Regions from separate parts of the Mus musculus genome. Here region 1 is linked to region 2. The links are chromatin loops, found by intact Hi-C in ENCODE. Cell type or tissue: gastrocnemius. All regions are shown on one strand. Links, peaks and the distances in the headings refer to the core of each region. The heading gives the core; the rest is flanking DNA. Region 1 overlaps Hadhb (hydroxyacyl-CoA dehydrogenase trifunctional multienzyme complex subunit beta). Region 2 overlaps Hadha (hydroxyacyl-CoA dehydrogenase trifunctional multienzyme complex subunit alpha).

The links. Peaks named below come from ENCODE experiments on the same cell type or tissue, not always from the same donor. Only the 100,000 strongest peaks of a DNase experiment are listed, where the experiment ranks them.
Region 1: it touches region 2 in a loop (2.3-fold over the local background); 9 of 42 quality-filtered maps call a loop at or near these places.

The regions. Positions count from the first base shown.
Region 1 is chr5:30,181,638-30,193,478 of GRCm38, reverse strand. Hadhb (hydroxyacyl-CoA dehydrogenase trifunctional multienzyme complex subunit beta) reads right to left here. Exons shown (of 16, transcript NM_145558.2): 16 at 8,886-9,426. The coding sequence ends at 9,391. Adgrf3 (adhesion G protein-coupled receptor F3) reads left to right here. Exons shown (of 14, transcript NM_001014394.2): 14 at 1-48. Among named protein-coding and RNA genes, the nearest start is that of Mir1960, 17 kb to the right of the region's middle. In gastrocnemius, for the core only: no CTCF peak of the experiment used is centred there; no DNase peak of the experiment used is centred there.
Region 2 is chr5:30,118,568-30,130,408 of GRCm38, reverse strand. It overlaps Hadha (hydroxyacyl-CoA dehydrogenase trifunctional multienzyme complex subunit alpha), which reads left to right. Exons shown (of 20, transcript NM_178878.3): 11 at 479-588; 12 at 1,475-1,609; 13 at 3,673-3,844; 14 at 6,715-6,801; 15 at 7,648-7,788; 16 at 8,191-8,259; 17 at 8,876-9,071; 18 at 9,607-9,721; 19 at 10,219-10,364; 20 at 10,449-10,986. The coding sequence ends at 10,594. Among named protein-coding and RNA genes, the nearest start is that of 3110082J24Rik, 18 kb to the right of the region's middle. In gastrocnemius, for the core only: a CTCF peak has its summit at 4,651 (motif pointing left); a DNase peak (open chromatin) is centred at 4,602; H3K27ac peaks cover 208 bases.

The sequences.
Region 1 (11,841 bases), core at 3,199-8,198, 62 kb before region 2:
AATTTAATTATAAAGTTATTACTAATAAAAACTGCTTCTAAAACACAACAAAAGAGGTCATTTACTAATTTATGAAGTAGCACATACATGTCATAGAAAAAAATCCACAGTGAATTCAACTATTAAAACAGGTGACTGGGCATTCAGCAACAGTGAAACTTTTGACAGTGCTCTCTGAAACAGGAAATAAAGGACATTTGCTCAGCCTGAGGGAGGGACCCAGACGCTGTGTATTACCGACTATAAAAAGTACTACTGTAAAAAGTAATGTCAGATGTTGGGAAGTGCTTTACAATAAACTCCCAATTTTACATGTACTTATATAACCACAATAAAAAGTTGACTGCACATGAGCCTGTGTGTTTCATAGCAGAACAATAAAATTGATGGCAACTTTAGAACTTCTACTTAGAGAATATGGACCGTCAGTTTTCTTGTGATCTTATCCAAGACTTGCGTAGTGGCCAAAATGTCTCTGAAACAGCTATAAGTTCATACCATGCTTCCCATGTTGTCTTTACAGCATATACAGTTTTCTATACTAGCCAGGCATGGTGGTGTGAGGTTTTAATCCCAGAGAGAGGTCCGAGGCCAGCCTGGACAGCCACGGCTTCATAGGAAACCCTGTCTCAAAAACCAAATCAAACAAACAAAACGGTCTTCTATTATCTTTCTTGCCTTATCTTCTCTGTTTATAGATGTTTTGCCTGCATGTATGTCTGTGCATCACATATGTTGCCTTGAATTCTCTGTTTATAGATGTTTTGCCTGCATGTATGTCTGTGCATCACATATGTGCAGTCCCTAAGAGGCCAGAAGAGGGAGTCAGATCACCTGAACTGGAGTTCTCAATGGTTTGAGCCTCCATGAAAGGACTAACCCAGTTCCCTAGAGGAGCAGCCAGAGCTGTTGATCAAAGAGCATCTACTCCAGCCCCTTGTTAACATCTTTTTAAGGTTTAGGGAAAGGTGAAGTCCTTTTTCTCTAACTTAAAAAAGAAATCAATAGAGAACACACATATCAGAGAAATACGTATGGAAACAAAGAGGCACATTTGAATGACACCTGAGGCAAGACAGACAGAAGAGTAAGAAGAAGACAGGACAATCAGACATCTGACCAGTTGATAGAATTCACAGGGAGTGGCAGGCTTTTGAGAAAATGTTACATAAAATCAACAAATCAACAAAAAGTCTCTGGTAAGTCAGTATTTCTAATTTATAAGATCTATGGGTGTTTCCATAAAATGGGATAGAAACGTTTGCTGTTAAAATAAAAACTGGTGGGCCAGTGAGATGGCTCAGCAAATGAAAGTGCTTGCATGTGAGCCTGTCAACCTGAGTTTGAGATCAGAACCCACAAATGGTGGAAGGCGAGAACTGACTCCCCAGAGTTGCCCTCTGACCTCTGAGTGTCATGGCATGCACATCCCACACCCACTCCCACACAAATACATAAATGTAATAAAAAATAAGCATATAAAAGCCCGCTCCCTGCAGACGCAGAGGAGGCTCCTTTCTCCAGCGTGCTTTGGCGGTCGGGGCGGGGGGGGGGGGGGGGATTTCCTTTTCCTTCCCAAGCAATGACGCATATCCAATGCACGCTGTGCTGGTAACAACCATGTATTAGAACCAGTGCATGAAACAACATTAACCCTTCACTTGGCACCTCTCACCATTTAAAAAAAAATTCATAAGAGAAGTCCTCAGGGACAAATAAAACACATTTCAAAGCAACTCTCATTTCTAAGTTGGCTTAAAAAGTAAGTGAGCGGCCTGGAGAGATGGCTCAGCAGGTAAGAGCACTGAGTGCTCTTCCGAAGGTCCTGAGTTCAATTCCCAGCAACCACGTGGTGGCTCACAACCATCTATAATGGGATCTGATGCTCTCTTCTGGGGTATCTGAAGACAGCTATGGTATACTTACATATAATAAATAAATAAACCCTTGGGCTGGAGCTAGCGGGGCTGGAGAGAGAAGACAAAGTGTGTGAAGACAGCTACGGTGAACTTACATATAAATAAATAAATCTTTTTAAAAAACAAAAAGTAAGCGAGCAAGAGAGCAGGTAATGTCCAGAGGCCACGCCCACGCGCACCCCAGTGCCAGTACACACAACCCGTCAAAGAGGCGCATGGTAAGAGCAGTTAGAATGCATCAACATGCAGGGCTGCTGTGTGATCAGAAACACATGGGGAACCTCTGTTAAGCTACAGAGGTAAACCAACAGCTTGCAGGTAGCATCCCACTGTGTGATTTTGGATCATACAAACACATTCTAAAAAGGAGAGAGATCAAAGTGTAACGATGGCTCCAAGGCACTCTGCACTTTGTTTTTATTGTTGTTGTTGTTTTGAAACAGGGATTCATTATGTAGTCTTGGCTGTCCTGGAACTCACTATGTAATCTGTCACTAGTTTATTTATTTGAGACATCTCTTTCTCTCTGTCTCTCTGTCTCTGTCTCTTTCTCACCTTTTTGGGAGATTATTTTCAAGACAGGGTTTCTCTGTGTAGCTCTGACTGCCCTTAAACTCAGAGATGTGCCTTTCTCCGTCTCCCAGGTGCCGGGGTTAAAGGTATATGCTGTCACTGCCTGGCTAGGGACTTTACGATGAAGAGGAATCGCAGGTTGGAGGGACTGAGAGCATGTTGGGGTGACAGGAACACTAGCAGTGGTGCTGACCTTGGAGGGAATGCATTGTTGTGAGAGAGAAGAGGCTCGTAGACTTGTTGGCAACATCTGGAGCTGCAGTGGACTCAGAAGTTCCTTTCCCTTCCATATAGAGGTCTGTCAGGTCAAACAGTTGATTACCAAAGCAGAACTCCACACGACAATGTAACGCTACCTTAGCTGCCACCTGAGTACTCAGAAAGATGAGGCAGGAAGAGCACACGTTCTAGGCCACACTGGGCTACACAAGAGCTAGAATTTCTCTAAAGCCGCACTTCTTATTTGTTCAGTTTATATGTTTAACTATGCAAATGATTCAGAACTTTTTCAAAGTAATCATTTCTAATATAAAAAGACACATTTCAGTTCTATAGGAAGAATAGTCCAGAGAGCTGGTGTGAGAACTAGAGTTAGAATAATCTTTTGTGTGCTAGAAATTTTCTAAGAAAGCAGCTTTGAGGGACTGTTACACACACACACACACACACACACACACACACACACACACACACACATACACACACACACACACCAGTTATGTAAGATAACAGATAAATTAGCTTGATTAGTAATCATTTCAATGCACATCCCCATCAAAACAAACCTGCTACAGAGGCTGGAGAGCTGGCTCAGCAGTTAAGAGCACTGACTGCTCTTCCAGAGGTCTTGAGTTCAAATCCCAGCAACCATCTATAATAGGATCTGATGCCCTCTTCTGGTGTGTCTGAAGACAGCGACAGTGTACTCATATATAAAATAAATAAATGTTTTTTAAAAAATGCTGCAAACTACATATAACTATGTAACAAAATGTTAACTACAAAAATTCAAATAGAGAGGAAATTAAAACTCAAATACACATACCCATTATTACTACTTTGATGTTTGTAATTTTCAGAAGGTCCCTGAGAACCCTGTTCCTGATGAATTTGAGAAAGAGCAAGTGTGGAGGTATGTTCCTGTGATATCAGCACTCAGGAGTTTGAGGATAGCCTGGGCTACATAATAAAACTGTCTCAGAGAAAAAAAAGTGTAAAACCTGAGGAAAGGCTAGGAGGAGAATGGCTGAGAAGAATTAGAATTCTTTTCATTGACAGTAAGGCAGGCAGGAATTTTCTCCTATTTTATTGGGTACTGAAGTCCAGACTGCCTGACATCTAGTAGACAGTGAGTAGTTGCTGGATGAATGAACTATATAGACCATAGGAAGAGTGTGAGCTTTTACTCGGAATCAGAGATGGTCAGAAGATAACAAACTGAGAGATTAATGTCTGAATGAGAAGACAGAAGAAAGAACGTTTTCATTCCCAAATGGCTATTTGGTGGGATGGAGAAAAGCAAAGTTTTCTGTACAACAGCCTAGTGTGTGTGTGTGTGTGTGAGGCTTTTCTTTGCACTTCCAGTGATATTTGGGGTTTTCTTCTCTTCTTCCTTTTCCTCCTTATCCTTCTCCTCTTTTCTATGTAGCCTTGACTGACCTAGAATCCATTTTGTAGGCCAGGCTAGCCTCGGATCCTTGAATTCTCTGAGGTTCCCCCTGCCTTTTCCTCCCACGTGCTAGAATTAAAGGTGTGTACCGCTATTCGTGATGGTATTGAGTATATTTTTAAATGACATCCACATAACTGCTTTGGAGAAATATTTATTCAAATTATTTGTCCATTCTCACCTAGACTGTTTCTCTGGCTTTGAACTGCAGGAATTTTGCCTTGTTTTTGTTTCTTGAGACAAGGTTTCCCTGTGTAGCCTTGGCTGTCCTGGGACTCTCTAGACCAGGCTGGCCTCGAACTTGTAGAGATCCGCATGCCTCAGCCTCCCGAGTGCTGGGATTAAAGGCATGCGCCACCACGCCCGGCTTGAATGTGTCTTTGATGCAGAGAAATCTAATCCTTTTTTTTCTTGTTGCTTCTGCTTTGGTGTCGTACCCAAGAAATCATCATCAAACCCAATGACATCCGACCTCTGTGCAGGTTTTACTCTTGCTTGCCCCTTCCTGGTCTAGCTGAGGATCTAACCCAGGTCCTTACGCATAGGAGACATGCACTCCCAGTGAACTGTACCCCAGCCCCGGGATTTTTATTTTTTAAAGACAGAGTCTATAGTCTGGAACTCTCTACAGAGGCAAGGCTGGCCTTGAACTCACAGCACTCTACCAATGTCTGCCACCTCAGTGCTGAGATTAAAGGATGTGTCAGCAGACCCAGCTTATTTTTTTTCAAACTGTTCACTCCAGACTGTTCACTTCAGAGTTCACCAGTTTTTCCATGAATGCCCTCCCCACTTTCTGTCCCAGAACCCAATCCATTTTGTTATTATGTCTCTTTGGTGCCCTCCGAGACGGTCTCTCATGACCTTGACAGGTCTTATGTACTGGTCAAGTACTCTAGAATTTCCCTTAATTTGAGTTTGCCTGGTATTTCCTTGAACTTCAACGAATTCTGAGTATCTGAGGTTATTTTGGGTTCAGCTGATGCTTGCCCTTTCTGCACTGTATGTTTGCTTTCCCCACTTTCCACGAACTACTCGCTGGAGTCGCAAAGTCCAGCCCATTGTCGGGGGGAGGGGCTAGTTCCAAATTCTGGACTGTAGGTACTTACATGTATTATTTGTTATTTTTCTGTAAGAAAACTATCTTTTGCTTGTCTTATAAATTATCTTTCAACTCACTTTAGGTATCTTTAGAAGTTAGTTCTATTTATAAACTTATCTATCACTTAACAAGAGCCCTTTTTCTGCTGTGAGCAACCGGGTACCTGTTTCCTGGATTCATGAGTGTGTTCTTCAGGGAAGGGTCCTAAGAGAAGTGTTGGATGATAGACCTTGTGCCATATTCAAATGCAAGACAATGTCAGGCTCTTTTCCCAAAATTGCTATCAATTTGTATTCTCCCAGTCTGCACTGGGCTTGTGGTGGACCCAAGTTCAGTGCCAGTACTCACATGGTGACTCATGACCGTCTAAACTCCAACTATGGTGTAAGCCTGCATATCTCGTCTCCATGGGCCGGAGCTCCCACTGCACATACCCATAGGTCAAAACACACATATACATACAATTAAAAATAAATCTTATAAAATAAGCACTTGCTGAGTTTGGTAGCACAGACCTTTAATCTCGGAGCTCAGGCCAGCCTGATCTATATGGTAGTTTCAGGATAGCCAGACCTATATAGTGAGACTCTGCTTTAAAACAAAACAAAAACAAAACCAAAAACAACAAAAAATCCCAACCAACCAACCAATCAAACAAAAAACCCAAAACAAAACAAAACAAAGAAAGTGTTTTACATCTTTACCAATAGTTGCTATTCTCAGTCTGGTTGATTTTGCCAACCTGGTAGGTATAAAGTAAAATCTCATGGTCTCAGGGGTTTCTTGTTTGTTTTTGTTCTATTGTTGGTTTTTTTTTTTTCCTGAATCCTAGTTTCACATTTATTTATCATTTGTATGTCATTTGAAAAAAAAATGTCTATGATTCTTTTGTCATTCTTTAAAACATTTTCTATCTTCTGGGTCTGTAGCAATTCTTTATAAAATGTGTTCACTATATTTCCAAGCATTCTAAGCACATGGAAAACCAAAATTCCTATTTCAACATAGGCAAGGCAAAAAATTTAATTTCTAACTAGACTTCATGTGGGTGGATGGATGAGCATGTCATGGCACACACGTGGAGGTTAGAGGACAGTATGTGAGCACTGGGTCTCTCAGACTACCACATGGGTTCTGGGGATGGAAGTCCAGCTCCGCCAGCTCAGGGGTAGGCACCTTTACCCAGTGAGTCACCTTGACAGCCCAGTGTTGGCAATTTTCTAGAACTATAATGTTTAGTATTTTAAATGTCTTCTCCAATAAATTCCCCTGTCCCTTCAATCTGAGACCACAGTGACATTATTTTCCTAAATTTTAAGGAAAAAAAAAATTACCCCATATATTTAACTTAATTTGGAGCGGACTTTTTGGGGTGTTGTGTGTATATAACATGCTGAGGGGTACACATGTGCCAAGAACATGCTTTAAGCCCAGTACTGGGGAGACTGAGGAAAAAGGATATGAGTTGACCCCAGCTCATACTACATTGCAAGACCTAGCCTCAAAATCTCAACCAAGTGTATAGCTTTTAGATGTATGGATTGCTGTGGTGGTCTTTATAAGAATGGACCCCACAGGCTCACATGTGTGAATACCTGGTTCCCCTTAGTGGCACTGTGTAGGAAGGGTTAAAATGTGTGGCCTTGTTGGAGGTGTGTCATAGGGGAGTGGGCTCTGAGGTTTCAAAAGCCCAAGCCCAGCTCAGTCTCTGTTTCTCTGCCTCCTGCCTAGGCTACTAAGCTCTAGGCTACTGCAGCCCCATACATGCCTGCTGACACGTCTTGCCTTGGTGATCATGGACTAACCCTCTGGAACTGTAAACAAGCCCCCAGTGAAATGCTCTTTCTACACCCTGCCCCGATCATGGTGTTTCTTCACAGCAGTACAACAGTAGCTGAGACAATTACCTTATATTTTAAAACAGAAAAAGTAGAAACATAAGACTAGTGCTTATATATTTGATTACTGGAAAACTTTCCTCATTTATTAGCCTGGCTATTAGGAAATGTATTATATAATTAACCCTTTTATATATACATGGCGCACCTGTAAAAATGCCTTGTTTTATTTCTATTGATGGGTTTTTGATTAAGACTGCTGTCTTATTAATTTACTTATTTATTCTGTGTGCGGGTGTGCACATACATGCATATGTTCTGTGACTCATGTGTAGAGAGGTTAAAGGACAACTTTGGCAGGCTTGGTGGCAAGCACCTTTACCTGCTGAGCCAGCGGAAAGCCCAAGGGAGTGCTTTTGGTTCATGCCATTTTCCCCAACTCACAAAGTTCATTTTCACTTGTAAACTGTTACAGTTAAATAACCTGGGAAACTTAAAAGTGTTTCGGAAGTTTGGTTAGTGGCTTCCTTGATTCTAGGAATCCCCAAAGCATTCCTGGAGACGACTGCATAAGTTCTGGTCCCTCTTCCTTCTGACAGGATCACTATCCTCAAAGCCTGTTTCTTCCGTACAATATGTGATAAATACAAACAAAATACATGAGTGCAGCATCACATCAGCCAGCCTCTTGTGAAAATTACTTATCGTTATTTCCAGCAAGGTTTCAAGAGAGAATTACTCTGTGCAGCCCTGGTCGTCCTGGGACACGCTCTGCAGGTCAGTCTGGCCGAGAACTCACAGATCTGGCTGTCTCTTCCTCCTGAGGGCTGGGATTAAAGGTGAGCACCACCATCACTCAGTTAGACTTCTTTGTTCCTTAGTGACCACAGGCTAAGTGATTCTGTCATTTTTGCAAATGAATTTAAACCATCGCCTTTTGGGGAAAAGTTCACTAAGTATTAAAACATAAAATGTAACTGAGAAAATTTAAATCAGACATCTAAAGGTAAGCTTGGACTCAGAAGAACCTTAAAAACAAGAACACACCCCTCTGGAGATGAAGCTCATCTTTAGAGTACAACACTTGCCTAGTATCCACTAGGCCCTGACTTTAACTCCCAGCACCACACAAATATCCCATACAAAAATACATACATACACACTATGGCTTAATTTACCAGGAAAACTATGGGGAAATGACAGGGGGACTCTCAAGTCTTCTTCAGAGGTCAACACTGTTCCTTGCCTAAAAGTGCTCAAACCACCCAGGGTGATTCTGACAGCAACGTCCATACATCTGAGCAACATTCAAACAAATGTCTGTAACTGAATCTACAACTTCTTCAGGCTTGCATAAATGTGACTGTGTAGCACAGTTGTCAAGAATTTGAGGGGGTTTATTATAGTCAAAATTAAATATGTTCTTAAATGTTACATCAACCCTGACAAATAGGAGCATCTCCAATAAAATCAATTTGCTTCAATTAAGAAATGGGGGAGGCCAGGCGGCGGTGGCGCACGCCTTTGATCCCAGCACTTGGGAGGCAGAGGCAGGCGGATTTCTGAGTTCGAGGCCAGCCTGGTCTACAAAGTGAGTTCCAGGACAGCCAGGGCTACACAGAGAAACCCTGTCTCGAAAAACCAAAAAAAAAAAAAAAAAAAGAAATGGGGGAAACACTGTAAGTGTATTGTAAGTGGGACATTACTACTATGTCCCTGGCAGTTTCACAACTGACTGTAATAGTTATAAAAGCTGCCCATTTCCCACTAATAACGAGACTACGAACAGTCCTCTAATACATGTCTACTTTATTAAGGTCAACCAACATGGTATCTATGTCTCTAAGCATTTCAGGTTTAAGAGATGTTTAGATTATTTTTTTTTCTATAGTAAGTTAACTTAGGCACACCGGTTTGTATTTTAGAAAAAAATAATTATCTCTATGACACAGACAGGAATAAGGAGTATCTGCAAATGTTACAAAGACGATTCTAAACCTGAGCTAGCCTCTCTCTCTCCAAGTGGCTAGCAGCCATTAGTCTCTGTGAAAAGAAATAACAGGAACTGCGCAAACATCTGTAATAGTCTGGAACTTAGAGAGCAGAAGCTGTGATTATCGAAAACCTCGAACACTGGCAAGGCTGGATTGCAAAGTATTTAAGAGAAGGCCACAAATGTTGTTTCCTAAGAAGAGCTAGGAACTGCAGGTATCACTTGGTAGTGCATTGAAATGGCATTGCCCAGTGCAAGTGCTGAAGAGATCAGTCGGTCGCCTCCTTCTAGAGCAGTCATTTGGGGTAAGCTTCCACAATCATAGCATGACCCTGTGAAGAAGAAAGTTCAGTCAGACATCGGAAGCACTGAAAGGTGTTGAGTCCAGCCAGTACCTCGGCAGGCCAACAGCTTAACTACCACTGTGAGATCACAGGAACGGGATCACTTGGAGACTCAACTTCCTCTGTAACGGGGGGTTCATGGTGCCTAGTTTACAAACATTTTTACAAAAATTAAATCAGATAGAATACATTACATAGAGAACATGTACTTATATACATACACCTCCCTGTCCCCTCCCCCGCCCCCATGCATGCACCAGACTCAATCTAATGTAGAGTGTGAGTCCTAGTAAATGCTTTCATTTTAGTTTCTGTGGTGCTGGGGAATGAACTCAGGGCTACAGCATGCTAGGCAAGCCTCTACTACTGGGCCACCCAAACTGGATTTGAAAGGTTAAGTGACTCAGTCAAATCACAAAGCCATCGTGAAGAAAGACTGGGAAACAGGTGTAAGGATTCTGATTCTAAGGCCCGGGCTTGGCTCTCTCTGGTTAGGAAGATGAACTGAATATGACGGCATGCGCCTGGCCTTGTTGTAGCTTGTTATGCTGTGTTTGGTTGATGCCCCTGGGAAACCTGTACTTTTCTGAGGGGAGGGGGAAGGAGGGTGGATCTGGCAGAGTCTCGATAGGGCAGGGGAGACTGCAGTCCAGATGTAATATATGAGAAGAACATAAGAAAAATCTAAAGCTACAATTGAAAAAAGAAAAGGTGAACTGAGCGTCCCTAAGGGTAGAAGAATGAACACTGTCCTTTCTGCAACACTCGGCATAGCTCTGGGTACTAGTTATGACCCAAGTTCAAGCCTTACACAAACATTTAGTATTTCCTGGGTCTAAATCCTGTCTGCTAAACAGTCATTCTAACTGTTGGACTGCAATCAAACCTATAGACAGCCTAATGAAATGGTCAGCTTCTAGATTCAATTCAATTCCAACAAATATGTATTAAGAAACTATTATTTATAAAATACCAAGTTCAATACTTTGTAAGTTCATATACAAGCTCTTCCTCTGGAATTTAACATATACGTTAGTTTAAAATAGTCAATAATGTTTGTTTAATAATGCAAACAAACAAACAAAGCAGGAGGGAATGGTCTGACTGACCCACAGGAGCTGTCTCCTCCAACTTTACATATAATGCACTGTTTTCGTGTTTCAACAGGATCAGTGCTTCTCAACTCGGGGATGTGCTTCCCACTCTCTTCAGAAGACAGCTGGCAGGCATTTCTGCTAGTTTCAACTGTGTGCATATACATATGGGCAAGGGCAGGGCTGGGAAATGATTTGTTGCTATTAGAATCTCATGGGTAAAGGCTGTGCTAAAACATCCTACAGTACACAGCCCAAAGAATTAACTGGTCCAAAATTTTAACAATGCCAAAGATGAAATACACTGCTTTTGGTCTAGATAGAGATGGCTCAGCAGCTAAGAGTACGGCTGCTGTCCCAGAGGACCTGGGTTCAAGTTCCAGCCCCCACAGGGCAGCTCACACCAACTCCAGTCCCAGGGTTTCTGACACCCTCACATAGATATACACACAGGCAAAACATCAATGCACATAAAATAAAAATAAACTATAAAAAAAAGAAAAACACTGCTCTAGATCCACCATAATGAATTTGTGCTCTAATTTCCTAATCATGTTGGTATCACTCAAATGCCTCGATTAAACAAACAAGTGGCATGCTTATAACTTGTAGAAGAAAGACACTGAATATTCTCCATTCATGCACAGCACCATCTAATGGTATGTACACTCTGTACACAGAGATAACAACTGCACCTGAGTGGGAAGGAATCTGAAGACAACATGCCACACATAGTCTTCTCCCTCGAGGGAGCAGGCACACATAAGAAGCAGGTTCTCACCTAGATATGCAAGATTTCAGCAGGGGAGTCACAAAGGACAAGACAGTTCTGAGTTAGGGGACTGTATCCCTGGGGCTGTGTGGAGCCCTGTGTTTAATCCTAGTACAACCAAAAAGTTTCGGACCATGAAGCAACAATGTTTCAACTTATAAATAAATTATCTTTCTTTCTTTAAACTTTCTAAAGAAAAGCTGTCTATATTATCTTTTATATGATTTTATACTTCAAGCAATCAGGTATATTCAGGGTGGTATGGTTATAGACAAGATTTTTATGCTTTTACATAGCTTATTTGTCTTGCTTAGTAACAGTGTCTATAATATGCAAGAAAACAAAAAAAAAATCTGTCTATATCAGAATTGAAAAAAAAAAAAAAAAAGACTATGTGTCAGTGCATGTGGTGGCTTTTACTCCCAGCAGAGCAGGGAGATCTCTAGAGGCCAACATGGTCTACACAGTAAGTTCTAGGACAGCCAGGGCTACACAGAAAAACTCTGTCTTCAAAAAACAAAAACCATAAAAGCCAAC
Region 2 (11,841 bases), core at 2,404-7,403:
CTCCACCATAGCCAGTTATTGGAGGAATGGTAAAAATCCATCTGGGCCTGAGACTCTCAATCACAGGCAAAGGTTATCACTCCTCTGCTGTAAGAGTCTGAGAGCTGTCACATTAAAACCTTCTTCAAGGCCAGGTGTGGTAGCAGAGGCAGGTAGATTTCTGAGTTCGAGGCCAGCCTGGTCTATAGAGTGAGTTCCAGGACAGCCAGAGATACAGAGAAACCTTGTTTGTTTGTTTGTTTGTTTTAAATTTTTTTAAATTAACAAATTAAACAAAACACCAAACCTCCCTCAAAGCAGTGGTGAGACGTCCTTCAGAGGACAGTGAAGAGGACACCAGTTGCAGGTGGAAGCCCAGCTGCAGCACCTGTGAACTAAGGCACGGGGTGTTCCCTCTGCTGTGCAGAGCAAGTGACAAACGAGTCCCATTACCAGGACCCCAGAGTTCCACCTTTCCCTTTTTCTTTTTACCTTTCAGAAATTTGGAGAGCTTGCATTGACCAAAGAATCGAAGGCCCTGATGGGGCTTTATAACGGCCAGGTCCTGTGCAAGAAAAATAAATTTGGAGCACCACAGAAGAACGTTCAGTAAGCTGCCCTGCCTAAAAGCCTGAGAATTTGCTTTGCAGCAACTGTGCAGGGTCAAGAAGCCAGAGAACTAGATTAGCCTCAGCCTCTTCTGCCCTGGACAGCCGAGCCTTTATTCCAGTACATTCTTGTGTTCAGATCCTCTGAGTCCTCCCTAGGCCCTTCTAGCACCTTTATAGAGCTTTCTTATCTCGGAATAACTCCCTGGCAGTCTGGTTTAGGTCTCACATCTCAGACCAAAGCTATAACTCGGCTCCTGTGGTAAATACTTGCCTGGCATACAGGAACTCCGAGTTCAGTTGGCAGTACCACACAACCCAGGTATGGTGATATAAGACCATATAAGACCCTGGGGCTGGAATCTTTAAACAAAACAAAACAAAAAACAGACTCTTAGCCCTGCACTCATGAGGGTGAGTTCAAAGTCACCCTCTTCACGGTGAGTCCAAGGCCAGCCTCGGCTACATAAGACCTGTCTCAGAAGAAAAAAGAGCACCCAGAAGCTACTAGTAAGGAGACTGAAGTACTCTGGATAGGATGGTAAATCTTGAGAGAAAGGGAAATGACAGAAAAATGCTAAAATCACTATGAAATTATCAAACAGACTAGTCTTCGGACATAACCTAGATTTAGATTAGGCTTGGTTTCCCACGCTTTGGGCAATTGAGAGTTGGTTTAGTTCTGCCTTCATGGAAAAACCAAGTTTTTGGGCCTAGTGAGTTTTACATTTATCTTTAAAAATCAAAAATGTATTGTAGATAGACATCATGAAAAGCTCTTATACTTGTGGCTGGCGGTTGGTTTATTGGCTCACAGTGTGGGTAGTGTTTCCCAGCTAATCAGTGCCTGAGGTGTTCACCAGAACTGTTCGATCCTGTCCCTCCAGGCAGCTAGCCATCCTTGGCGCAGGGCTGATGGGGGCTGGCATTGCCCAGGTCTCTGTGGATAAGGGACTGAAAACTCTTCTTAAAGACACCACAGTGACGGGGCTGGGCCGGGGACAGCAGCAAGTGTTCAAAGGGTAAGTGGCCTGTTGGTGCCAGGAGGTGGACTGTGTGGGGCCGGGAGTGGGTTTGGTTTTGTCTTGTTTTTCATCACAGGGTCCTTTTGCCTGAACATAGCCCCACACTCTATAGTTTTACCAAAGTTTCCTTTGATTTTTTTTTTTTGAGAAATACTAATTATTCTTTCAACTCTTTTTCTTGATTATGTCATAGGACATTGGCCTTTGAATGTTTCCTTATTACTAGATATTCTAAATACCATTTATTCCATCCTTTGGTATGATACTAGTAACTGTCAGGTTTGGCAAGGTTTGCATGGAGTTGCCCCCGTGGAATGGATTATGGAACCTGCACAGCTCTTGGCAGGGCTGAGGGAGGGTGTGTGAGAACATGTGCCGACCAAGTAGGTGGAGGCAGTGCTGGCAGAGGAGAGCCCCTGCCAGTGAGCCAGATGCCCGAGGCCTGCCGACCAGCTCCACATCTGCAGCAGAACACCCACATGCAAAGTACATGGCAAAGTAAAGGTAAAACAAACGTCTTAAAATGAAAACCAAGGATGGCTCACAGCCCCGTCTCACACGGAGGCCGCCAGTTAGGCTGAGTGGAAATGGAGTCAGCTCAGCCACACTGAGGCTGTTTTTAGCCCAGTGTTCTGCACAGACATGACGGATTAGCTGGCTGCATCAGACTGTCCTTCGTGGGACTTTGTGCTGAGTGAGGGCATGTGTGTCCTAAGTGGATTATGTGGCTTGAGCTCACTGTCCTCCCTCAGCTACGGAGGAGTGTGTGCGCTACCACTACACTACTGGCCAGGACTGGCAGATTGGTGATATTGCCAGATTATAATGGAAAATAAAAAGGAGGGGGCAGCAGCGTATACAGCAACACTGTCCCAGCACCAACACCTAGGCCTCCCCTTCCAGCATCTCCTGCAATCACCAGCACGAAGAGCTGTTGCCATAGGATAGATAGCCTCATCCCTGACTTCTTCTAGATACTCCCTTTCTCATCTTAGGCCTGGTGAATGCCAATCACCATACTGCTGTCTTAGGACATGTTTTCTTTCCCTTCTCAGAAACTGTCACTCGGCATTGAGTCAGTCACTGCTGTTGGCACTTAGACAGCCTGTTGTAGCTAGCTGTAGGAAGGCAGCCCATGGTTTTAAAGCCTTTATTGAAAAAAAATATTTTTTTATGCATTGGTATTTTGCCTGCATGTATGTCTGTGTAAGAGTGTTGGATTCTCTGGAACTAGAGTTATAGACAGTTGTGAACTGCCAAGAGTGTGCTAGGAATTGAACCCAGGTCCTTTGGGAGAGCAACCAGTGCTCTGAATTGCTCAGTCATTTCTCCAGTCCCTTATTGGATAGTTCTGTGAACTTAGCTGCGACTTTAGTTTTTCTTTTCCTTAAGGGAGTTAGTGAATGGGTTTTCAATTCAGAGGAAAATTCTCTTATTTATTCTGAAAAGTATGGTTAAGATGAACCTAAAAGAAATCTCGTATTCCTTGGCGATGAAATGATCCAGTTATAACAAGACTCCTTTGTAGTTCTCCCTGGAAAAAGACAAGTTCAGTGTGAGACTTGTGTACTGAGTGAAAGTAGATTGACAGCCTGAAAAACAACCTTGGTCTGGAGATGTCGCTCAGTGTAAGAGTGCTCACTAAGGCCCTGGGTTTGAGACCCGAGCTGGGGTTGTTGGGTAGTGGGGAGAGGGGGACAGTGTTAGAGAGCAGCGTAAAGGGTGCAGTTAACACTCGCTGGTCTGGGACACGGTGGCAAGAGCCATGCTCTGTGCTTGCCAGTCTCCTCCTTGGGTCATGACTCACCTCTTGCTGGCACTCCCAACTGTCTTATGAGTAATACAGCCATGTGCAGTCATCTTGTGGTAGAAAGCCTGTGTGCCTGGGGTCCAAGGTGACATCAGATGCTATCACCTTCCTCATTAGCCGCTTAGCACCAAGTCCCTTTGAACTCGACCTCTTCAAAATGGGGGTAATGACACACAGGGTGTCGCAGGGTGCCTAAAGCCACACAGCAGCTGTCTTCTGCTGTTCTGTTCTAAGAGTGTGTTCTTTCTAGGCTGAACGACAAAGTGAAGAAGAAAGCTCTCACATCATTTGAAAGGGATTCCATCTTCAGCAACTTGATTGGGCAGCTGGATTACAAAGGCTTTGAGAAGGCCGACATGGTGATTGAGGCTGTGTTTGAGGACCTCGGTGTAAAGCACAAAGTGTTAAAGGAAGTGGAAAGCGTAAGTAAGGGCTGTTGCACTTGAATCCCGGAGGGCACCAAGCAGAGGGGTCTTGTCGGAGGGGAGACGCATGCCATAGAGCATGTGTGGCAGTCAGAGGGTAACTTGCAGGACTCATTTCTCTCCTCTCACCATGTGGGTCCCAGGGATCAAATCCAGGTTGTCAGGCTTGACAGCAAGTAAGTAAGTACCTTTACCCACTAAGCAATTTTGAGGCCTCAAATGTAAGTTTGTATGTGAGTGTACACATGCTGTGTATATCAGAAAGCTCAGGTATGAATCCTGTGGGAAGAAAATTAATTAAGTACCCTATGCTCCTAAGCCCAGGGCTCATTAGCCATATTGGAGTGGAAATGGGGAGGTTACCAGCCATCTAAATAGCCTCATGGGTACACAGGTGTCTTGGGGATTTCTTGTTGTTGGCTGTGAGCCATAATCAGGTGATTTCATATCTCGGTAGCAAAGGGAACCAAGGGAGCTTTCTCCAGGCTGTTTTGGATGGTTATCTGTGGTGGCGCTCCTTTGGACCTGCTCAAGTGTTCTAAAAGCCCATTCTTGAGATGACAGTGAACAAAATACGTACCTCATGTGGGTGATAGAAAGAAAGGTTTAGAAAAGGAGAAATGGCTGTAGTCCAAGAGTGAGAAAGAGCACAGCTAGACTAGACTAGGGAAATGATACTGAGCTGGCAACACTGGTGGCTGTCTTTGCAAGCTGTGGTGAAGCAGGCAGGATTACTAAGGCCACCTAAGTGGTGTCTCACGGCCATCCATAATGGGATCTGATGCCCTCTTCTGGTGAGCAGGTGTACATGCAGCCTGGCCACTTAATACATAAATAAAGACATCTTTATAAAGAGAGGGAAAATCCAAGGCACGAGGAAGACCTCCAGCACAGCATCCTGCCCATCCTCTCGAGAGACCTGACCTTTTGCTGCTTTTAAGAAAACTCCCAAGCTGAGTCTACGAATGGTTCAGTTTAAATCAGTCGTCTCTTACCCCCTATGGAACTAAACAGACTGTTCCTGACATTCTTCACGGGACAGTCTCTAAAGATTTGTTTATTTTATTTTTTTATTTATATGAGTATACTGCAGCTGTCTTCAGACACAGACTAGAAGAGAGCATTGGATCCCATTACATATGGTTGTGAGCCACACCATGTGGTTGCTGGGAACTGAACTCAGGACCTCTGGAAGAGCAGTCAGTGCTCTTAACCACTGAGCCATCTCTGCAGCCCGTGGAACAGTTTGTAGATGCTTCCCTGTCTTTCTGTCTCGGTCATTAGCTCACATCTCAGCGTACACATTGCTGAGAAGCATCTCTTGAACACCACAGCGCCCTAAACACCAAGCCTTTCAGGGCCTATTCCTCCCATGGCCAAAATGTCTCCATAGCAAGGTTCTCTAAGAGCAAAAGAGGTAGCTGCAGAACTGCAGCAAGGCCCAAGACCAACGGCCATGCTTCTGTTGGTAAAACCAAGCCATGGCCAGCCCTGATTTAGAGCGTGGGAAATAGACTCCTTCTTCCTAGGAAGAAAGGCATGCATGACCAAGGAGCAGCGAGAGTGTTGCCAGCCATCTTGGGAGATAAGTATTTGCTCTCCTAGAGTAGAAGATAAATATACCTCCCAGGCTGGCCTTGAACTCACTATGTAGCCAAGGATAACCTTGAGTTTCAGATCCTGCTGCCTCTTCCGAAGTGCTGGGATTACTAGCATGCAGCACTGTGCCCAGTTTATGCAGTCCTGGAGAACCAGCCCAGGGCTTCCTGCATGTGAGGCGAGCACTCTACCTACTGAGCTACATCTCTAGCCCAAGAGGCCCTTTCCCTCACCCTTGATACCATACTAGCAGCTAAGAGAGTATGTTCACTCTGAGTCACACCACACCGTCAGCTCACAGTCCACTCTGGTTGGTTAAAAATCATAGGATCCTCCTCACAGCCAGGCCCTTTCCTCAAATGCCTATACTTTCTTCTGCCTTTTTAATCCTAACGATTCACTTTTGTCTGTTATAATTAACGTTTTGTACTCAACTTTTCAATGTGTTAAATGTGTCTTCAACCTTGATTCTAATCTTATGTTTGCATTCTGTCTGTGCCAAATTTGTGCAGATTTAACAGACACATCTTCCATATTTTTACCCGTGTCAGAAAACTTGAATAAGTTGAGATTAGAGCCAGAAGACTGCGCATCCTGTGTTAGGGACAGTGCAGACAGGCAACTAAAGCTAACAGTTGGTCGTATTTGTTTGCTGCACGCATAATTACAGTGGACACTGCCCTTCGGTGGCTCAGTTAGGATGAAGGAAGTATACACTTTCTGACTTAGGAAGGGTGAGCGAGGGTACAGAATGGTGTAATCTTCCAGACTTGAGAGCACATCTAAATACCAAGAGGGGTCAACACCCATGCCCCACTTTGACCGAAACCTAATTCAACTCATCCTTGTGGCATTTATGTAAGGTACCACGTTTACCCAAGTGCTGAGATGTGGTCTCCAGGGCAGGACAGGCCGTCAGTAGAGGATGGCTCAATTAAGAGAGCAAGGTCGCTGGGCAGTGGTGGCGCACACCTTTAATCCCAGCACTTGGGAGGCAGAGGCAGAGGCAGGTGGATTTCTGAGTTTGAGGCCAGTCTGGTCTACAGAGTGAGTTCCAGGACAGCCAGGGCTACACAGAGAAACCCTGTCTTGAAAAGACAAAACAAAACAAAAAGAGAGAGCAAGGTCAACACAAAAGCTTTTAGGTGAGTCACAGAGTCTGGGTAAGTATGGATTGGAGAGGAGGCTGGGCTCGAGTATCACTGAGCTGTGCAGTGGCTGTCATCTCTAGGCCCACCTGACAGATTCTTACATGCTTTCCCCTGCAGGTGACTCCAGAACACTGTATCTTTGCCAGCAACACATCTGCTCTCCCAATCAATCAAATTGCTGCTGTCAGCAAAAGGCCTGAGAAGGTAAACCCGACAGAAACCCTCAAACGGCAGACTGCTTCAGACTCACTGGCTGAAATTTTAGTATATGAACCAGGAAAAGACCAGTGTAGAGTATAAAGTGGATGGGGTGCTTCCCCAAAGTGGTCACAGAAAACTGAGCGCCACTCTCTACAGGTGTAGGATGGTGACTGGTGTGCATCCCTCGTGGCGGCTAGTTCTCAAATGTGGACTATTAAAGTTACTTACATTAGAACCAGATACTGAGGGCTAGGCCCTAAACCAGGAAGCAGTGTGCTGTTCAGCTGTAGTGCAGTGTGGTGCCTGCCTAGGCTGGGTAAGACTCCAATCCAGCCTGGAAGGTCAGGGCTGGGGGACCTACAGCCTCACCCTCAACCTCTACCCAGGATCTGAAAGTACTAAACTTAGAAGTACTTTCACTGAGTATTTGCAATGCTGTCTAGAAAGTTATCTTTGCTTAAGCAGATTCATAAAGAATGTAGTCATTTAAAGAGGGGAAAAAAGCCTCACTTCTCTGGAGGATACCTGCTTCAACTGAGCAGCCAGAGAGACTAGAAATAACAACAACAAAATTTCTAAGCAGCTACAGTTGCTAATACTAGGCCTGTGTCTCCAAACCACCCAAGCCTGACTCTTCCCCCTCCTATGGTGTGTGGCTGCAGAACAGTCTACCTTTCCTAGCACACTGGTCCAGGGATGTGATGTGGGGCCTGATGGAGGTGAGCCCAGGGGTGGCAAGAGACCATGGACCCAACCCTCTGCCTAGATCAGCAGTTCTGCCCACAGGCCTTTCTCTCCAGTGTTTCCCTCCCCGGCACTGGTAATGTGCTGGTTATGGCTCCCTCACAGGTGATCGGCATGCACTACTTCTCCCCCGTGGACAAGATGCAGCTCCTAGAAATCATCACCACTGACAAAACCTCCAAGGACACAACGGCCTCTGCCGTGGCCGTGGGGCTCAGGCAAGGGAAGGTCATCATTGTGGTCAAGGTAAGGTCAGAAGCAGAAGCAGGCTATGAAAGTTCAAACATGATTTCTTGAGCCTCCAGACTTATTATAACTCTTCTGTGGTGGGGGGCAGGGGAAGGGGATACCAGCCTCCAAAACTCTGTCCACTAGGTTGTCTCCAAAACGGACAGTAGTGGTGACTGTCCTGCTGAAGTAGGATAGCAGGAGTGTCTGGGCTCTGGCAGATCCTCACTGGTGACTCCAGACCTCAGAGATGACATGAAACCCAGACTGTTCGAGGTGGCTTCTTCTCCAGTATAACATTGAGCATTCTGATGAGAGCTTAAGTCAGCTAAAGCTGTGAATGATGTCTGGGAAAGGAATACTGGATGTGGTCGTGGGCAGCAAAGCAAGGCTGTAAGCTCCCTTCCTCTCCCTTGGCAGGACGGACCCGGCTTCTACACCACCAGGTGTCTTGCACCCATGATGTCTGAAGTCATGCGAATCCTCCAGGTGGGTACTGTTCTATGGAATGTCTGAGGCCTTGTCATATCTTTTTCTGTCCTCCAAGCTAAAGATGTCCAGATGAGGGACAAGTTCCCCAAGAATGTACTACTGCTTTTCTCCAGAGGCCCTTTTGTGTCTCCCTCTCACACTGAAACAGGATGTCCTGGGACTAAGACTGTGCCCAACAGGCAGAGTGTTAACTCTGCTGGTTGCTCCCCCAGCATTGCAGGAGCCAGAGCCTCCCAGAATGGCCTGACTACCATTGTATCACACCACACACACACACACACACACACACACACACACACACACACACACACAGAGAGAGAGAGTGAGTGTGTGTGTGTGTGTGTGTGTGTCCTGGTAGCCATAGCATCTACTTAGTCCTGAGATTCGGAGTCACCAGCGAGAAGGAACTCTGTGATCGGAGTGCCTGTGGGATAGCTGCAGGGTTTCCCTTGTGCTTTCCTGGATGAAGCGCTAGTTCTGCATCTGGCCAGGTGATGTCCAAGAAAAGAAGTGGGCTCTGCACAAGGTTGTGCCTGCAGCTTATGCAGGCAGCCCTTGTGTGGGGGACCTGGGATGGCTGTGCCCTGAGGCCCTTGCTTTACTTCCCGTTCAGGAAGGAGTTGACCCTAAGAAGCTGGACGCCTTGACCACAGGTTTCGGCTTCCCTGTGGGTGCTGCCACGCTGGCAGACGAAGTGGGTGTGGATGTAGCACAGCACGTAGCAGAAGATCTAGGCAAAGCCTTTGGGGAGCGATTTGGAGGTGGCAGCGTAGAACTGCTGAAACAGATGGTCTCCAAGGGCTTCTTAGGTGAGTAACTCCAGGACACAAGAGTTAGCTGCTAGTTACAGAGCTCTGAGCAGGTGCCTGAGAATAGAGAGGGTAGAGGGGAAAGATTCCAGAACACAGGTCCCTAGACATAGGGAATCTCCTAGGCTGGGGAAAGGCAGTCGGTGCCGTGTATGCCAGAGAAACCAGCATCCTCCTCCTGCACGGTCAGGAGCAAGTTCTATATCCACCAGGCCCTGAGGTCTGGCTACCTGTGTCCAACATACAGAACATACAATTGAGGCTGCAGTGAAATCTCCTTTAGGACCTGGGACTTTCATTTGTACATTAAAATTGGGCGTGGGCGTGGGCGTGGCCTTTCTTATGCAGACTCAGATTTCCATGCACCAGAGCTTTCTCCTCTGCCCATCATCTGACAAGGGTTAAATGGCTCAGTTGGCTGCATGCAGGAGCTTAGGGGTGCAGTGGAGTGCTAGAAGCTCACAGCATCCAGCAGAGACAGGGTTTGCTGCTGGGGTAAAAGGCAATGACTAACACAGTCTCTTTATTCTCTCAGGTCGCAAGTCTGGGAAGGGCTTTTACATCTATCAGGAGGGCTCAAAGAATAAGAGTTTGAATTCTGAAATGGATAATATCTTGGCAAATCTGAGGCTGCCTGCCAAGCCCGAGGTGTAAGTTGATTTGAGTGACTATTTGCCCGAAAATAATGTTTATCTTAGTAGCTCAAAGCTCCTTGGCCCCTTTTCTATTCTATTTATGACCCAAAGCTGGCAAAACACTGTACAGCTAAATTCCCTGCACATGAGCCCAGTTTCAGTATCCAGGTGAGAGTGGGCCAAGCCTGTGGACACCCTGCCTGCTCCAGCCTGTGAAGGTGGGAGGTGGGTTGTGGAGGCGCCTGTACCCTCCTCACTGTTGGTTACCTTTGGGAATGTGCTGCTGTTGCTGATCCTTCAGATGTGACAGTCATCTCTCCTGTGCCAGGCCCTGTTTAGGTGCTCAGTTCACATTGGATAGGGAAGAGAAAGGACTTTGATCTTTGAGGATGGTGTAGTACACCCTGGCCACTGGCCTCCCTAGAACTCACCCGCACCCCACGTGCTGTGCTCTGGCTCCTCCCTTTCTTTCTCTAGCTAAGTTCTCCTTCCTGCTCCCTTCTCTTCCTCAGCTCCTCTGATGAAGACGTCCAATACCGTGTGATAACAAGGTTCGTGAACGAGGCAGTCCTGTGCCTACAGGAAGGGATCCTGGCCACACCGGCAGAGGGAGACATCGGAGCTGTCTTTGGGCTTGGCTTTCCCCCTTGTCTCGGAGGTCAGTGTGCAGGCCGGGAAGTTGCCTTCCTTTATCCTTGTGCAAGTTACAGTCTCTTTCACTAAAAAGTCTGTCTCTGCTCAGGGCCCTTCCGCTTTGTGGATCTGTATGGTGCTCAGAAGGTAGTGGACCGGCTACGGAAGTACGAGTCTGCCTATGGAACACAGTTTACCCCATGCCAGCTGCTCCTCGACCACGCTAACAACTCTAGCAAGAAGTTCTACCAGTGACAGGCCCTCCCACCCTACCCCACCATGCACTAACCCAGACCTGGCAGTGCCGCTTCTCAGCTGTGCTGTCCAAATTATCAGGAAGCAGGAAAAAGACCAAGGCTAGCCTTGGGCTTGCTCCTCCATCAGAGTGCCTTCTGCCCTGGCCCGCTCTTCCTCCTGGTGAAGTCTGACTGTGAATTAACTGTTTGCACTTCATGTTAAGGGGGAGCCCCACTGTGCTTCTTTTGCAAGCCCTGCCTGAGACCCAAATCAACAGCTAAGAGTAACCCAGAACACCTGCTGCCTGTGCCTTCCCAGAGGCCAGTGGGGCCTGGCAGTGGTAAGGGCATTTTTTGCACCAAGCCAAACACAGGATAACAATAAAATCCGGACTTTGTGCCTCTGCCGGACTGGCCTGTTTTCTTCTGTCTACCCTTGTGTTTGAGCCTCCCCTTCAGTAAGGAAGCCTGTGCAGTGGAGCATAGACGGGCTGGGAGATGTCGGGCAGCTGCTTTAGACAGGGATTGTAATGTCAGAAAACAGACTCTGTGCCCATGCCTTATGCTTGACTGCCTGAGTGCCTTGGCTGGGCTGCCTGGTCGGGAGAGTGGGGACAGTAGAGGTGTGGTGTACCAGGATGCGAAAGATACTCCTTTCCCCAACCACTTCCTCACTGTGCCATTGTACACGTTCTTCTTGGCATGCTCATCCTGGCTTCTGAGAGTTATGCAAAGGATGGATACCCACAGATCAGCCCATCTCGCTTCTGTGACCTCAGTTTGTCCTACCTCTGTCCCTCGGTGAGAGTTCTCACTCTGGGAGAAGCAGGGCCTAGCTATATAAATAGTGCCGGGCGCCTCCCTGGGTCCCACTGAGTCACTAAGTGGATATGGAACCTAATTTGGGTCCCATCCGGGTCACTGTGCTCTGTTCCATGTGGAAGTGCTTCAAGTACTCCCACTGGGACTGGCAGACGGCGCCCACCTGGCTCCACTGAATACCTGCAGTTCACTGCTGGGAAGACCAACCCTAAAGTTGGTCATCTCAAATGCATTTTCAGATGGCCAGAAGGCAAAGAACTGATCACATGCACAAAGGCCAAGCCCAGGCGTCTACTTGCAACTGAGGGTGTCTCAGGAGCTGGCAGAGCTGCAGTTACACCAGACCTCAGTGGCATTGAGCTTTGATTTCTGGGTCTTCCCTGCAAGCACACAGATGTGGGCTCTGATAAAAATTACTCGAGCAGCCTAGTGGTGGCAGGTGGA